Linked DNA regions of Homo sapiens: all the other regions are linked to region 3. A link is an interaction called in ENCODE POLR2A ChIA-PET data of the cell type or tissue named here. Cell type or tissue: OCI-LY7. All regions are shown on one strand. Each heading gives the region's core, and the rest is flanking DNA. Links, peaks and the distances in the headings are about the cores only.

The links. ChIA-PET counts read pairs that join two places held together with the same protein. Peaks named below come from ENCODE experiments on the same cell type or tissue, not always from the same donor. Only the 100,000 strongest peaks of a DNase experiment are listed, where the experiment ranks them.
Region 1: POLR2A ChIA-PET joins it to region 3 with 6 read pairs; 32 of 35 experiments call an interaction of 5 or more read pairs at or near these places.
Region 2: POLR2A ChIA-PET joins it to region 3 with 7 read pairs; 9 of 35 experiments call an interaction of 5 or more read pairs at or near these places.

Annotation. Positions count from the first base shown.
Region 1 is chr6:158,860,170-158,866,533 of GRCh38, forward strand. No RefSeq gene overlaps it. Among named protein-coding and RNA genes, the nearest start is that of LINC02901, 6.5 kb to the right of the region's middle. In OCI-LY7, for the core only: no CTCF peak of the experiment used is centred there; DNase peaks (open chromatin) are centred at 4,942 and 5,812; H3K4me3 peaks cover 1,343 bases; H3K27ac peaks cover 1,788 bases.
Region 2 is chr6:158,988,886-158,993,885 of GRCh38, forward strand. It overlaps RSPH3 (radial spoke head 3), which reads right to left. Exons shown (of 8, transcript NM_031924.8): 2 at 4,954-5,000. Among named protein-coding and RNA genes, the nearest start is that of TAGAP-AS1, 8.5 kb to the right of the region's middle. In OCI-LY7, for the core only: CTCF peaks have their summits at 2,604 and 2,810; a DNase peak (open chromatin) is centred at 2,596.
Region 3 is chr6:158,805,776-158,812,139 of GRCh38, forward strand. All of the region lies in intron 2 of EZR (ezrin), which reads right to left. Among named protein-coding and RNA genes, the nearest start is that of EZR-AS1, 9.0 kb to the right of the region's middle. In OCI-LY7, for the core only: a CTCF peak has its summit at 3,029; DNase peaks (open chromatin) are centred at 2,776, 3,306, 3,736, 4,636 and 2 weaker places; H3K4me3 peaks cover 4,790 bases; H3K27ac peaks cover 5,000 bases.

The sequences.
Region 1 (6,364 bases), core at 838-5,837, 54 kb after region 3:
TGAATGATGTTCTTTGTAGCCAAATGATCCAGTCCAGGATCAGGCACTTCATTTAGTTGTCGTGTTTCTTTAGTCTCTGTCAGTCTGGAACGTTTCCTCAGTCTCTCCTTGTCTCTCAGAACAGTGACATTTTGAAGATTACAGGCATTATTTTGGAAAATGTTCCTCAATTTGGGTTTGTGTGATGTTTTCTCAGAGATTCAGATTATGCATTTTGGAGGAATTTCGCAGAAATGATTCATGTTCTTATTGTATCTTATCAGGGGGCACGTGGTTCTGTTTGTCCCATTATCGATGACGTTAACTTTTATTTTTTGGCAGCTCCTGCCTGAGGTTTATCTACAAATGACACAGAAAGGACACCAGGCCCATTCAGATGGCAACCCAGGAAGACACCAGTCCTTCTGTCCTCACATTAACAGAAGGAGGCCTCTGCTCGAGAGCCTTCATGGGGGCTGAGGAACCTTTGGGAGCCTGAGCTGATGGAGACTGGGCCTAAGCCTTTGGCCTACAGAGTCTGAGACCCTGGTGATGTGGGCGCCCCAGGCAATGTGGGCACCAGTACACTTCCTGAACTTGGGCTGAGCAATGAGGACAAGTCAATTGAGCCTGTGGCTTTGGGGATCTGCCTTGGGATTTCTGAGGGCCCTGATGGCCTCTGCAAGTACACTCCCAGCCTTGGCATTGTTGACCTGCTTCTTCTCCAGGCCCTATTTTTTTTCTTTTTTTGAGACAGTGTTTCCCTCTTGTTGCCCAGGCTGGAGTGCAATGGCACGATCTCGGCTCACCGCAACCTCCGCCTCCTAGGTTCAAGCAATTCTCCTACCTCAGCCTCCTGAGTAGCTGGGATTACAGGCATGTGCCACCATGCCCAGCTAATTTTTTGTATTTTTAGTAGAGACGGGGTTTCTCCATATTAGTCAGGCTGGTGTCGAACTCCCAACCTCAGGTGATCTCCCCGCCTCAGCCTCCCAAAGTGCTGGGACTGTATACAGGCGTGAGCCACTGCGCCTGCCCTGTCCAGATCCTTTTTGTGCTTCTTTGCAAACTATATGTTTCTCAGGAACATCTTCATGGTTTATTGATGCCATGTGTGTGTCATTTTGAGGACTGGTTGTGTGCGACGTAGTTGTTAGACTTATCCATGTTTGCACTCTAGTCGGCCAATGATTTAACTTTGATCGCTTGATTCAGGTGGTATCCGTCAGGTTTTTCCACCATCAGTTACTTATTTTCTCTTTGTTTTTAATAAGTACTTATTTGAGACTATATAAATGTCCTATTCCTCATCAAACTTTCAGTCACTAGTTTTAGCATCCATTGAAGTTTCTTCCTTAATTATTACTATGATGGTTAGCAAAAGCTGATTTTCTAATTCTGTCATTCTATCTACACTTACTGGTTGCACGCTACTATAACATTGAGCTTTCCCTTTTAATATCTATCTATCTATCTATCTATCTATCTATCTATCTATCTACCTCAGTATGGACTTGTGGATTCCTATTTTATTCGATGAATTTATCATCTCTTATTACCATTATATATCTTGATACTTTAATTGTTCCAGACTTGGCTAGTGAGAGCACATTCAAGTTGGCTTCTGTGTCCTTTGGACTTATTTCCATTATACTTTGAGTGCTTCCTGACTTTCTGGCCAAACAAGATGTTCTAGGCTCCTTCTGTACTTTCTCTGACTCAGCCGTGGAACCAGGAAGCCCTGCTCCTTTTAATAGAGAATGATTTTTAGAAACCAAGATTTTGGTGATAGGTGTGCTTGCTGCTATTGGGATCTCACTGCTTTAGTATCTTTTAATAGTCAGAACTAGAAAATATATGCGTGTACACGCACACACACACACACAGATACTGAAAACCTACAGTGCATATTGATGCCTCCAATTCCAAAGCAATGCTACATGGTTTATTCAGCTTCTCCCCTTTCATACTTGTAACTCCCCCTTTCAACAGTAAGAAACCCGACACTCATTATCCTGAATATATTTACTTATTTGCTCAATCTCTCTGTATGAAACTAGTCTACTGACTCTGCCAGGCCACTGCCCTGCTTAGCAAACTCTCTTTGTGTGGGCCACTGATCTCAAGGGCTTTAGAACTGAATTATTAAGGAAAGAAGACAGGAAAGCCTTGGTTTGCTTTTAGAATGGGAATATTATAGATTGTAAAGACCTTATATGTGTGGATCAGCAACACTAGCAACATGGATCAGCTTAGGAAGGTGACTTGGTCAGGCGCGGTGGCTCACGCCTATAATCCCAGCACTTTGAGAGGCTGACGAGGGCAGATCATGAGGTCAAGAGATTGAGACCATCCTGGCCAACATGGTGAAACCCTGTCTCTATTAAAAACACAAAAATTAGCTGGGTGTGGTGGTGTTCGCCTGCAGTCCCAGCTACTCCGGGAGGCTAAGGCAGGAGAATCGCTTGAACCTGGAAGGTGGAGGTTGCAGTGAGCCAAGATTGCGCCACTGCACTCCAGCCTGGTGACAGAGCAAGACTCCATCTCAAAAAAAAAAAAAAAAAAAGAAGGTGACTTCAGAAGTTCTGATTTTATGTCCTTTTTTCACTAACAATCTGTGACACACTTTATGTACAGAGATGAAGTAGGGCTTCTGGATATCCTGAAGTCCCTAGGTTACTGAGACTGTCAGGTATTGCTATTTTGGATATTGCATTTAAAGAGAAGTTTGCTATATTTTATGCATGTTTAGGTGTTTTCATAGTGAATGTGTTTTCAAATTAGATTGGCCTCTTTTCAAAATATATAAGGCTGGGCGCAGTGGCTCACGCCTGTAATCCCAGCACTTTGGGAGGCTGAGGTGGGTGGATCACGAGATCAGGAGATCGAGACCATCCTGGCTAACACGGTGAAACCCCGTCTCTACTAAAAATACAAAAAAATTAGCCGGGCATGGTGGTATGCGCCTGTAGTCCCAACTACTCGGGAGGCTGAGGCAGGAGAATGGCGGGAACCCAGGAGGCGGAGCTTGCGAGCCGAGATCTCGCCACTGCACTCTAGCCTGGCCACAGAGCGAGACTCAGTCTCAAAAAATATATGTGTGTGTGTGTGTGTGTGTGTGTGTGTGTGTGTGTGTGTGTGTGTGTGCGTGTATACACATACATACAGAGAGAGAGAGAGAGGGAGAGAGACAAGATCTCACTATGTTACCCAAGCTGGTTTCAAACCTCTGAGCTCAAGTGATCCTCCCGTCTCAGCCTCCCAAAGTGGTAGGATTACAGGCATGAGCCACTATGCCCAGCCAGATTGTTCCCTTTATTACCAGAAATTTTGGTCTTGAACACGAGTTTGAAAGTATCTTAGTTGAGTAATTCCTCTGAAAAGTCTGCCTGTACTTCTACTGGCAAGTAAACTGTTAATGTGGCCAGGTCTAGAATGAAGGCCACTGGCTACCCCCTGGAAACTTCCAGTCCTTGGAGAATGCCTGGGAAACCTCTGGAAAACATCCAGACATCAGGCCTTTCCAAGGTCTGCCCATCTTGACTCCTATGCCTGGTGGAGTGAACCAGCTCATTCTAAGAGGCTTTCGGGCACCTCTGTGAAGCTGCTCACTCAAGAGTCCATGCAATCACCACACAGAGTTTCAGCCACTGACCCATCATCCAAAGTGAGCAGCTTTGGAGAAGGGGCTCATGCCCCAGGACTAGGTGAATGTGTCTCATGATTCCTCCCCGCAGCCATAAAAGACTTTATTTTGCATTCCGTGCATTTTTAGGATTGCTGCTGTAAAATGCTACTCTGGTGAGCCATCCTGCCCAGATCCACCTAAATGTGGTACAATTCCTTAGTTTCACTGTGGAGGAAATAATCAAGACTCCTCAAAGCAAGGCACAGCGAATGGCTTGAACACTTCTGAATTTCATTCTGATGGATTTTGATCCCATATTCTTTGAGACAGCTGTTTCTGTAGAATCGGTGACTTCTTTCCAGACTCAGATGTACCTCTGAACTGATTTTTAGCTGTTCATTCTGTACTATGCATTTCTTGTGCTCTGATTTTTTTTTTTTTTTTTTTGCAGGAATGCTGCCTTCATATCACCAGTAGTGTTTATGTTAGAATGTGCCCCTTCAGTGACTGTGGCAGTCTGCAATGTATTAATCCACTCAATGGCTAGGGCCTTTAACGAGTATTATATACTTCCAAGAAGGTGCTAGCAGAGAGCCTCACCATGCATTTTACAGCAAAGAAGTGAGCAATGTCATTAAGACACCCTCCAACTTGCAGTTTTTAGACAGAAGGCCAATTCTGTATGTATAAGAACACTGTATGTATTAAACGTGGTAATGATCTCCCAGGCTGCTGGAACCATTTGTTCACTATCACAGAACCATGACTGATGACATCTGGTAAAATGCTTTCCCTAAAAATCCTGCAAATTCACCTGACGTTCTGGTTCTGGGTAAAACAGAGACAGTAAAATATCTTGAGGCAAATATTAAGGACAATACCACAGCCCAGGAGAACTGGACACTAGAGCCGAGTCTTCCCTTTTTCTTCCTTCTGTACAGCATGGAAAGCCAGTCAGCAGGCTCCAGGAAGCAGCCTTTCTGATATTCTCTTTGCTTTTTTTTTTGAGACAGAGTCTCGCTCTGTCACCCAGGCTGGAGTGCAGTGGCACAATCTCGGCTCACTGCAACCTCTGCCTCCCGGGTTCAAGCAATTCTCCTGCCTCAGCCTCCTGAGTAGCTGGGACTACAGGCACGCACCATCATGCCTGGCTAATTGCTGTATTTTTAGTTGAGACGGGGTTTCGCTGTGTTGGCCAGGCTGGTCTCGAACTCCTGACCTCAAGCGAGCTACCAGCTTCGGCCTCCCAAAGTGCTGGGATTACAGGCGTGAGCCACTGGGGCTCCCCACTCTGATATTCTCTCAACTGCCTGTAAGCTCCACACTGCCCTCAGGATGGTGGTCTAATGCCTTAGCGTGGCTGTCAAGCCATCTGTGTTTTGACTGACCTTATCCCCCGACACTCCCAGATCGTGAGCCTTGTGCTTGGTGTTGCCTACAATCTCCATAGCCTTCCCCATCCTTCCACCTTTGCACACCTACTTAAATTCCTCCATGGTTGCAATTAGCTCTCAGCTGCCTTATTTGCTTATTCATCTCTCACTCCACTAGACTGCAAGCCCTTCCATAGCAGGAAACATGAACTACTCCTATTTATTCCTATGTACATGCTTGGGACATAGAAAGCAAGAATTATTTGTTGAACGACTGGATGGATGAATGAATGCTTCAAAAGAGCCATTTAAAATGTAGATTCTCATTGAATGCTCAGGTTTCAGGGTGATGGCTGTGTTCACTTGTTTAGCAATAGTAGAGGACATTTTCACTACCTGCTAGCGTTTGGCTCCTCAGTTTTGTTTAATAGAAGATGTAGTATTGGGGCAACAGTAATGAGTTAGAGAACAGGCAGGTTTTCAACAGCAGCCCTTTATTGCAGCAAAAATTTATTGCAGCAAAAGATAATCTGAGCCAACCACAACCTAAATCACTGTTGCTGGCAATGACAGGAGTTAAAAGGAGAATCAAAATGATTATGTTGAACCACTCTGGCATCCGGCATCTATTACAGTGCATCCTCAGTTCATGTTACTATTTTTGTAGCTAATAACATCAGTTTTTTCAATAATTGATCTTACATATTTAATATATATGTTAATTTCACATTACTTAGATACAAGTGCTATGAAAGATTGCTAAGTCTAAAAGCAGAAGTGAATGTGGTCTAAAAAAGTGAGTTTGATGAATTTCTTTTCTATTGAGCTGGCTGCTCATTTGACTAAATCAACTAATCCACACAGGTGTTTGGGTGTCAAGTACGTGTTGCCTAAGTCATATTCTTTTGAGCTAGAAAAGTTGTTCCACTTAATTTCAAACCATTTTGTTAATACTTTCCAAATTTCTGGAAATCTGCTCATTTAAAACTTACTTGGATGTCTAATGGTTTGCAAATTTTGTATTTTAGCAGTAGTATCCACCACTACCCTGATGTGCAACACACACTGCACATTTTACAACTTTATACTTGAAGACTTAAAAGTCTCCCTTTGACTGATTAGCGGTGTTGAAAATGATGGGTCATGTCTATGATGCAAAATCAATTGACAAAAAATACTGAATGGCTTTAAAAGGGAAAAGCATCTCTGAATTATGTTTGTAAAGGAACATCTTTAATTTTTCTTAAATTCTACTTTCTGTTCTTAGTTTTTTGTCTTTTTTTCTTTTTCTTTTTTATTTAGAGATGGGGTCTCACTGCATTGCTCAGGCTGGTCTGAAACTCCTGGCTTCAAGTAATCCTCCCACCTTGGCCTCCCAAAGTAC
Region 2 (5,000 bases), core at 1-5,000, 180 kb after region 3:
CAGTTACTGATTCCTTGCTTTGTCCCTTTAAGTAGGTCATGGTTCTCTGTTTGCTGTTGTTTCATGTGGATGGACGTCTATGTCTCTGCACTGAAGGATTATTTAATCCAGTCTAATCTGTCTGGCTTGTTTTGCTTTTTATTGGATATATTTTCTTAGAGTTTTTTTTTATCTTTTTTGAGACAGAGTCTCGCTCTGTCACCCTGGCTGGAGTGCAGTGGTGTGATCTTGGCTCACTGCAACCTCTGCCTCCTGGGTTCAAGCGATTCTCCTGACTCAGCCTCTCAAGTAGCTGGGATTACAGGTGCCCGCCACCATGCCTGGCTAATTTTTGTATTTTTAGTAGACGTGGGGTTTCATCATATTGGTCAGGCTGGTCTCGAACTAATGACCTCAAGCGATCTGCCTGCCTTGGCCTCCCAAAGTGCTGGGATTACAGGCATGAGACACTGCGCCCCGACAGAGATCCTTTATCACTAGATTGCTGCCTCCTTTTTGGCTCTAGGTGGTGCCTTAAGGCCAGGTTCACCTGGCTCTAGTAAATGATCAGAGCACTGCCCATCCTGAATGGGGGAGGTCCCAAAGGGGATACACTGGTAGTGTGACTGGCTAGGGGTTTGTGCCCAGGGGACCGGTACAATGTTATCTCCTACAATGTGGTGCTGCTGAACAGCCACTCTGATTTGGTGTTTCCTTTGGTTGAGTTATACAGCAGAGTGTCCAGGGCTGGAGATGGTAGTCTCACCTCCCCATTTTGTTTTTGGCTGTACTCAGGGGTATTTCTCTCTTCAGGAACTCATGATGCTTCTGGTGGGTTGAATTTCCTGCCAGGAAACCCAACATGGTAGGGAAACTAGTTGTCCACCTTGATCTTTTTCCAGTGCAGAAATCACAAGTCAGAGATAAATCCTTGCGATGGTTAATACTGAGTGTCAACTTGATTGGATTGAAGGATACCAAGTACTGATCCTGGGTGTGTCTCAGGGTGTTGCCAAAAGAGACTATCATCTGAGTCAGTAGGCTGGGAAAGGCAGACCCACCCTTAATCGGGGTGGGCACAATCTAATCAACTGCCAGAGTGGCTAGAATATAAGCAGGCAGAAAAATGTGGAAAGAGAGACTGGCCTAGCCCCCCAGCCTACATCTTTCTCCTGTGCTGGATGCTTCCTGCCCTTGAACACTGAACTCCAAGTTCTTCAGTTTTGGAGCCTGGACTGGCTCTCCTTGCTCCTCAGCCTGCAGATGGCCTATTGTGGGACCTCGTGATTGTGTGACTTAATACTTAATAAACTCTCCTTTATATATATATATATCTATTCCATTTGTTCTGTCCCTCTAGAGAACCCTAATACAATCCTCCACACCCTTAGTGCCAGGCAGACTAGAAGGAGAGATACTGTAGACATGAACGTCTGATTCTCCTACCATCTCCTTGAAGCTTTTTCACTTTTCTGTAGCCCTGGGAACTGCTTCTTCCTTCAACTTGAGCTTTAGAATATTGCTGGTGGTAATCTTGGCACTGTACATTTGTTCTTGATTTTCTTTTGCAGGGGGAGTGAAGCCAGCCTGCTTCTATGCTGCCATTTTGGAACTCCTGAAAAATATTTTCACTGGATTAGAATTAGAGCTTGATAGTTCTTTAAGGACTTGAAAAATATTGTGCCACTTTCTTGTCTCCATGTTTTAGGTAAGAAATCCACTGCCATTTAAATCATTGTTCTCCTTTAGCTAACGTGTAATTTCTTTCTGGCTAATTTCAAAATGTTTTTTTTTTTAATTTTCAAAAGTTTGATCTTGATTTGTCTCGGGTAGATTTCTTTGGGTTTATCCTCTTGGGGGGTCACTTGGCTTCTTGGATCTGTAGGCCTTTTGCCAAATTTGTGGAATTTTCAAGCACGATTTCTTCAAATATTTTTCCATCTCATAGTTTTCCTCCTCTCCTTCTAGGATTCCAACAACATGAATGTAAATCTTTGTGATTGTTCTTCAGCTCTCTCAGCCTTTTTTTTTTTTTTTTGGTCTATTTTCTCTCTGTTCAGCTGGATAACTTCCGTTCTTCATTGATTCTTCTTCAAATTTACTGACTGTTTCCTATGCCATTTCCAATGTACTACTGAGTCCATCCAGTGAGTTTATTTTAGTTATTGTATTTTTCAGTTCTATAAGTTTCCATTTGGTTCACTTTTGTATCTTGTATTTCTTTGCTAAGATTTTTTTATTTGTTTCAAGAGTGTCTATAATTGCTCACTTTTCATTGAAACATTTTTGATTGTTGCTTTAAAATCCTTGTCAGGTAATTCCCACATCTGAGTCATCTTGGTTTTGTCATTTCTTGATTGTCTTTCCTCATGCAAGTTGTGACTGTCCTGATTCTTGTATGATGAATGATTTTTGTTTGTATCCTGGCTATTTTGGGTATTATATTTTAAGACTTTGGATTCTATTTAATTTTTCAGTAGGAAGTCACCCTTTTTGTTTTAGTGCACAAGCCTGAGTGGGGTTGGAAGTTCAACTTCCTGCTGGGCCCCACTGACACCACCTCAACAAAAGCAGAGGGTCAACTTGTACCAACACATTGGTGCCAGGTGGGGGTGGTAGTTCAGCTCCTTTCTAGGCTCTGTCGACACTGGTGGTGGTGTAGGGCGAGTGCAGCATTGACTAGCACTGCCTCATACCACCTTGTTACTACCAGATAGGACTGCAATTCAGCTACCCCACTGGGTTTGCTGGCACCACCCCAGAAAGAGTGGGGCACTGACTTGTGCCATCTCCTACTACCTCATTGGTACTGGGTGAAGGTGACAGTTCAGCTTCCTGCTCCACCCTTGTTGATACCACCTCAGTGGGAGAAGCAGGGAACCCCTGGAGGTTCTAATGCAGGAGATCCAGGATAGGGCTGAAGTGTATATACATACATACATATATATATGTTTATTAAGTTAACCATTGCTTCAGACTAATAGATGTTCCCCAACTTATGTGGTTTATGATTTTTCAGCTTTATGATGATACAAAAGTATCCACAGAAAATGTACTTTGAATACTCATACAACCATTCTATTTTTCACTTTAATATTTCATAAATTATATGAGATATTCAGTACTTTATTATAAAATAGGCTTTGTGTTAGATGATTTTTCCCAACTGTAGGCTAATGAGCACTGTTTTTTTTTTTTTTTTTTTTGTAGACAGGGTCTCATTCTGGGAACATACCTTAGGTGGGTTCTTCACATCCCTCATTTGACATTCAACAACATTCTCTCTAACGTGGATTTGAATGCTATTATTCATCTTTAACTTCTTTTTAATCACGTATTTCTTGATACTCCCTGCCTCAGACTCCGATTCAGGGCACACTGAGCTTCCCTCAATTCCTTAACCTTCTAGGTTGTATTTTTGTTTTTGTTTTTTGAGACAGGGTTTCCCTCTGTCACCCAGGCTGGAGTGCAGTGGTGTGATCACAGCTCACTGCAGCCTTGTCCTCCTGGGCTCAATCAATCCTTCTGCCTCAGCCTCCCAAGTAGCTGGGACTACAGGGGCGTGCCACCATGCCCAGCTAATTTTTGTGGGGTTTTTTTTTTTTTTTTTTGTAGAGACAGGGTTACCCACATTGCCCAGGCTGGTCTCAAGCGCCTGGGCTCAAGTGATCTGCCCACCTTGGCCTCCCAAACTGCTAGGATTACAGGCGTGAGCCACCACGCCTGGCCTCTGAGCATATTTAAGGTAGGCTATGCTATGTTATGGTGTTCGGCAGGTTTGGTGTTTTAAATTCATTTTCAGTGTTCAGTGGGTTTATTGGGACGTAACCTCATCCTAAGTGGAGGAGCATCTCTATCACCATCTTGTATTAGGCACTTACATGTCATATACTGTTTATGGATTCATCTGTATTTCATTTCTGTGCCAAGAACTCACCACCCTTAATATCATACCATGTCTTACTCATCTCTGTATCCTAGGTACCCAGAACAGGACCTAAAACTCAATAAATATTTGTTGAGTGAATTAAAGAAGCAGAATTCAGACTTTTTGATTAAATAATGATAATTGTATTAGAGTATGAGATAATCTAAACAAATCTAGATGCAATAGACAAGTGCCACTCAAAATGTGGGCCTCTGGCTAGTGTCTATAAACTATTTGAACTGGTCTGTAACAATTTAAGTACAGAAATTGAGAGTAAAGGTTTAGAAATGTTTAGAATGGCAGAGTTCTGTTGAATCGAATGAAAAATTGGGGCTTTTTTTTTTGAGATGTAGTCTCACTCTGTCGCCAGACTGGAGTGCAGTGGTGCGATCTCGGCTCACTGCAACTTCTGCCTCCTGGGTTCAAGCAATTCTCCTGCCTCAGCCTCCCGGGTAGCTGGGACTACAGGCGAGCGCCACCACACCCAGCTAATTTTTGTACTTTTAGTAGAGACGGGGTTTCACCATGTTGGCCAGAATGGTCTTGATCTCCTGACCTCGTGAGCTGCCCGCCTTGGCCTCCCAAAGTGCTGGGATTACAGGCGTGAGCCACCGCGCCCGGCCAACTGGGGCTTGCTTTTTTTTTTTTTTTTTTTAGCTAATTCTTTTTTTGTGGTAAAACACACATAATGTAAAATTTATCACCTTAACCATTTTTAAGTATAAAATTCAGTGGTATTAATTACATTCACATTGTTCTATCACTGTCACCATCCTCTATCTCCGGAACTCTTTTCACCTTGCAAAACTGAAACTCTACACTCATTAAACAATAACTCCCTCCCTGGTCCCCTCATCCCCCAGCTCCTGGAAACTGTCACTGGGCTTCTATTTGTATGTCTTTTTAAAAATTTCATTTTTATAGTAATTCATCTTTATTTTATGAATGTTTTAGTCTGCAACGGATTAGAAATTAACACCAAGAAACTGATCCTTCCCCATAGATAATGTGAGAACACGGTGTTAGACTATTCAAACTGAACTTACCAGTGGCCCTGTCTGGAGTGCATAAGTGTTACCTCGAATTACCCTTC
Region 3 (6,364 bases), core at 777-5,776:
TCATTACTTGACTGGAAAAGACATGGTGTACATTTTACAACCCTATCACTCACCCCAACCCCAACCCATGGTTTGCTGTATTTCCTTCCCCCATCCCTGCCCACAGCCCCAGTATGTAGATTGATCTCTTAAAATGGCTAAAGCCCTACCCAGTAGATGCCCCTTATTTTGTTCATTTCAATTTTCAAGTCTGAGAAAATCGCTATTAAGACAATGACCTGTTCCCAGTTGGGTCACAGCACTGTGCCCCATTCCTATGGGCCCCCCAAAACATTGGGAATACAAAGTAATAGTGGAAAAAACTGGGAACAAATCGTTCTATGTGTTTCCAAGTCAGCTGCAATTTTGAGTAGTGACCTCCTTTTAAAACATGTGCATGGAGGGTGAGATGGCCCGGGTGGGGCCATTTGATGAGATCAAATCAGTTACTCATTTGATCCAGAGCACAAAGGTTGCCCCAGCAGCAGGGAATGGGGGACCTGCCCTCGCCCTGAGATCCTCCCACCTCAACACTCAGGCACTTCATGACGAGCAAAAGTAAAGCATCTCTCCCTTTCTACCCTATAACATGCTTTTTAAAAGCAAATATTCTATTATGGAAAGTTGAAAACATTCATAAAAGTAGAGAGAATAAGTAGTACCATGATCCTCCACACTCTCTTTTCAGCTTCAACACCATTCTTTCTTCTACTCTACCACTTTCACTTTTTTTTTTTTTTGCTGGCATATTTTAAGGCCCTCATTCATTATTTCACTTGTAAAAACTTCAGTATATTGCTCTAAAGCACTAAAAAAAAAAATCACAATACCATTATCACATCCAACATAATTTAAAACAATTCCTTAATACGTCAAGTTCAGTAAATATTATTCAATTTTCCTCCATTTCTTTGAAAATGTCTTTTTGCAGTTGATTTGTTCAAGTTATATAATGCACCTTGTTATCACACTATTTCCACATTGCCTTGTTCAGCCACGTTCTAAATAAAAAATCCAGTTTTCTCACCATTATCTGTCTAAATCCATTTAAGAGTCTCACCCAAACAGCAATGGATTATGTAAGCAAATACTTCAACATCCCAGCAGCCAACACCCTTAATTATTTAACTGAGGCAATGAAACACACCTTAATGAAAATACTGTACCAATATACACTACATATATGTTTACAAATAAAGTGATTCCAATCTCATATTTATGTGCTAAGCTTTAACCAAGTGACCTGTGGTTCAATTTTCTCTTTAAAAACATAACAGGCCAGGCGCAGTGGCTCACGCCTGTAATCCCAGCACTTTGGGAGGCTGAGGCGGGCGGATCATGAGGTCAGGAGATCAAGACTGTCCTGGCTAACATGGTGAAACCCCGTCTCTACTAAAAAATACAAAAAAAATTAGCCGAGTGTGATGGCTGGCGCCTGTAGTCCCAGCTACTCGGGAGGCTGAGGCAGGAGAATGGCGTGAACCCGGGAGGTGGAGCTTGCGGTGAGTCCAGATCACACCACTGCACTCCAGCCTGGGCGACAGACAGAGACTCCGTCTCAAAAAAAAAAAAAAAAAACAAACAAAAAAGACAAGGCTGGATCCCAAGACATATTTTATAAGAAATTTACAGATGAAGTAATGGTGCAATAGGTAAAATACTATCAAAACAATCATTTCCCTGAACCACAGCACCTGAGAAAGGATGGAAGAGTAAGTGGGTTTGGAAATGATGGACTTATCACCAAACCCTTGCAAAAACAAGTTCTTGAAGAAAGACCATCATGGTTCACTGTCCAACCCAAAAGTGATTTACCAGAAAACCAACAAAAACACATCACAGTGGGCCCACTCCTAAGTCACTCTGCCCAGTGGTTTTAACGCTTCAAAGAGTCAGTAAAGAATGAAAGTTAATTCTAGCTCTTGCCAAAGCCTAGGTGAAAATTTACAGTAGCACGCTCACCACCCCCTGACGATGTATTAGACATGTGTCTTTCCCCCTGCAATATAAGCTTCTTGAAAGCAGGTCTTTCTTTCAGGAGGGGCTGAGGAAGGCACGGCTCCCTTTACAACTCCAAACAGAAAGCCCATTTTATTTAGTCAGACCAGCATCTCCTTTCCAGAGCATTTTGCCATTGAGGAAAGGTGGGACAATGTGCATTTCAGGCTCAAATACACATTAGCAGGAAATGGGTTCCACCATTCACTGGATGTGACTGTCAACCAAGCAGGTGATAATCCTTTAAAAGCCTCTTTTTGTTCACCAATGTCTCCCCAGTACCTGAAAACCTGGCACAAAGTAGGTGCTCTATTTGTTGAATGAATGAACTTTATGCAGGGTGGTTGTACAGGTGTACCTAACATCAATAACTTAAGAAGAATGCGTGTGTGGAGTTCCGAGCTAAGGAATCCTAGTGGCCAACCCTGAAATCAATTCCTTATCTATGGGGAACATCTGAACCCCCAGCCCACAAGCACTTTAAGGCTGCCAGGTGGAGGCTGTTAGGGGGAGTATGTTAAGTAAGAATGCTGTGTAAACTGCATGCTTTTTCCAAGCTTTCGGGAAGCAGTTGCTGTTCTGTCCAACCCACCACCACTGGACTGTCCCATATGTAAATTTCCAATAAACCTGATGCTATCCCTGTTGAAGTCAACAGAGGTCTAGCAAGACAGCTGTGTTCATCGTGGCAGCAAAAGGACAAACAACAAGGTTACATTTACTTACTACATTATTTCATCGGGCTGCTAAGTTAGAGGAAAAGAATGACCATCACGAGCTAGTAAAGCTTTTAATCAGATTAGAATTTTATCAGGTACAAGTGGAACCGCACAGCCCTTACTGACCAGGGCCAGGCATAAGGCCAGGTGCTTCCCATGTGCCATCTTAGCAGGCATCCCAGGCGGGCACGCAGGATCTTGTTTACAGATGAGGAGGCAGAGGGAGGTGAAAAAACTTGCCCAAGATTACCCACTAGGAGGCAGGTATGTTTACCTATTTGCTCGTCCTTCTTCCCTCTATTTATCCTGCCAATAAACAAGAATTTAAAGTTTGCTATAAAATAATAATGCTAAACAACAAACAAACAAACTTGGGCCAGGCATAGTGGCTCATGGCTATAATGCCAACACTTTGAGAGACTGAGGCAGGAGGATGGCTTGAGGCCAGGTGTTTGAGACCAGCCTGCACAAAACAGTGTGAAACTTCATCTCTATAGAAATAAAAATAAAAAGATTAGTCAGGTGTGGTAGTGAGCGCCTGCGGTCCCCCAGGAGTTCAAGGCTGTGGTGAGCTATGATTGTACCACTGCACTCGTGCTTGAGCAACAGAGCAAGACCGCATCTCAAAAACACAAAAACAACACCTATCCTCTTGCTTTGCTGCCAGAAAAGACAAAAAGCACAAATAAACAAGCACCTGACAGCGTTATAGGTGGAGACCGAGTTCTATGAGTGCAGTAAAGTGGGGCACGGCACAGAGATGGAGCTGTACTTTAGACAGGGTGTTCTGAATCAGGAATGGACTTACAAAACATCTGCAGTCAGAAATTCACATACAGACTATAGTAGATCAAAAGCTCATTTTAAACTATCAATGAGGAAAAAAGCAATTCATTTACATAACATTCTCTTTCCAACTCAAACATCAGGTACAAATTGCTTTCTTTTAGCATATGCCAGAAATCTGTCATTACACAATAGCTTAGCAAGTGTGACACAAGATACTGCCACTTTCTCTACACAAAGACCCACCCAAACACCAGCTTTGTTTAAAACATTACCTCAGCACCACGATGCCTCTCCTCAGTAGTTTCTGAGTCCATGCTCAGAGTCCATGATGTGCTCAACATTGGCTAACAAAACACATTCTGTTCTTTGAGAACAATTTTTTAAAAACTGGAACCAATGGGGTGGATCTGCTTCCAAATATTAGTCCAGCCATAAAATATATACAAGGTTAGAATAAATGCTTAACAATAATTATTTTTATGCTAGAAGCAGGAGTTGGTCCATTTGTTTCTCTAAAGAGCCAGCCAGTAAGTATTTTAGGCTTTGAGGGTCTTACTTGGAGTCCGTTGCATATTGTTGTTTTTAAAATCCTTCAAAAATATAAAAACCATTTTTAGCTGGGAGACCAAATAAAAACAGGCCACAGCCAGACTCGGCCCTAAGATGATAGTTTACCTACCCCATCCTAAAGTAAAAACAATTATTTACAGTATCTGAAATGACAACTGTCCACACAGGCAGTTTAAAATTGATCTCTCAGGCAAAAATGGAAAACAAAATTAGGTTGCAGAAGTGACTTCTAACTTAAAAATATGAGCAAAATCTGATATACTGACTACTAGAGTTTGATCCTCAGGTGATACTGGTTCCTCTCCTATCAATAAAAGGTGGGTCATGGTGAGATATTTTTTATTTTGCTTTTAAGGTTTTGTTTTCAAGTATATTAGATTAAAAGGATAACTTAATGAAGTTTTACATTTCCTTTGAAACAGCATTACTGTTTGCCTGTAAGTGTTAAGAACGGGTTAATGAATAAAGGAAAACAGAACTGACCACTGCTGACTGGGAAGCCCACATCCCTCCACACTTACCCAAAGGATCTTACCAGCCGGGAGGCCCTCCCTGGTCTCCAGGGCACACTTCTCTTCTGTGAAGACCTCTATCATGCACTACACTGCATTGTAATTGCTTACATATCTGCTTTCACTAGGAGACTGAGAACTCCTTAAAGGCAAAACCAATCTTATTTTTATTGTCCCTGCACCAAGCACATAATGGGATATAATAGCGCTTCAAAACATGAAGGTGGTACCCATGTGACTGATAAGGGAATTCCGACTAGAACACACAGAGAGAGGATGGACATGAGACAAAATCAGAGTCCTCCCTTTTACTAAGATAACCCAAACTGTTCATATTGCTTTTTCCTTGAGAAGACCAATGGACAAACTTTACCCGTTTATAGGAACCCAGAGTTTTTACCTAACAGGGTTAAGTTTGAAAAACATTTGCGGGGTAGGGAAACACAAAAGAAACACATAAAGCTTACAGCATCTTAAGATGAGTTGTTTGGATTTCACTGATAAAAACTTTGTCTCCGTTTATCTTATGTAACATTCTTTCCACTTAAAAACTAACTCCCATTTTACGGCTGACGAAATTTAGGTTCACAGATGCTAAATGGCTTCCCCAAATACAGGTAAGCAGTAAATTAGCTATGAAATTCTCTTTATAGCTCTTTGTGGTTTCATTTTGAAAAAAATTATGTGTATTAACTATATCAAGCATTTCAGTCAAAAGTCTCTAAGTCACATTATAGCACAAGGGTTTTGTTTGGTTCTGAAAACTACCCAAGTCTGGAAAAATCTTTTTATGTCAACAGGCATGGATGGTAAATACATCAGAAGGAAAATAATGCAAACTTTGGTCTTTTCAACACACATTTACTGCTGAAATTAAAAACTAATTGGAGTACTTGGGGAGTCTCAAGGTAGTTACTACTGAAATGAAATAAGGGATAATTCAAAATGCATTCACTGACTTTGAAAGCAGACTGAATTTCACTGCTTCAGAATAGAGCTGAAACATCTAACTACCATTAGAAAGCAGACTGAATTTCACTGCTTCAGAATAGAGCTGAAACATCTAACTACCATTAGAAAGCAGGTATATCAAACCACCCTAAGAATCTCCAAATTGTCAAAGAGATATAAAAGTTTAAGTTAAAAAAATTAAGAAAAAAATTATAGTTCACTAAATGATACTGTTTTCCTTTCCCAAACTATAATTATTCAACATTTGTTAGAAATCACATTATCAGCCAGGCATGGTGGCTCACACCTATAATCTCAACATTTTGGAAGGCCAAGGTAGGAGGATAGCTTGAGCTCAGGAATTTGAGACTAGCCGCCTGGGCCACACAGTGAGATCTTGTTTCACAAAAAAATAAAAAATTAGCTGGGTGTGGTAGTGTGTGCCTGTGGTCCCAGTTACCCAGGAGGCTGAGGTGGGAAGATCACTTGAGCCAAGGGTGGGGGCCGGGGCACTGAGGCTGCAGTGAGCTGTGACTGTGCCACTGCACTCCAGCCTGGGTGACAGAGTGAGACCCTGTTTCCAAAAAAAAAAAATTCACATTATTTCATTAACAAAAGAGGCCAGTGTGGAAGGAATAAAAGAGGAACAAGGAATGGGATCTCTTACTTCCCTACCATTTATAGGGAAGGTCTAGCCTCTTTTTTTCTCTTTGAAAACAAAGAGCCAAAATGTGAGAGACCACTGGGCACTGCCAAATGAAGCTGTTACTGGACTCCCTGCAGAGAGAAACTCAAGTCAGAAGAATATTATGTTGAATGGCCTGCCCAAGTATAGGTAAGCAGTAA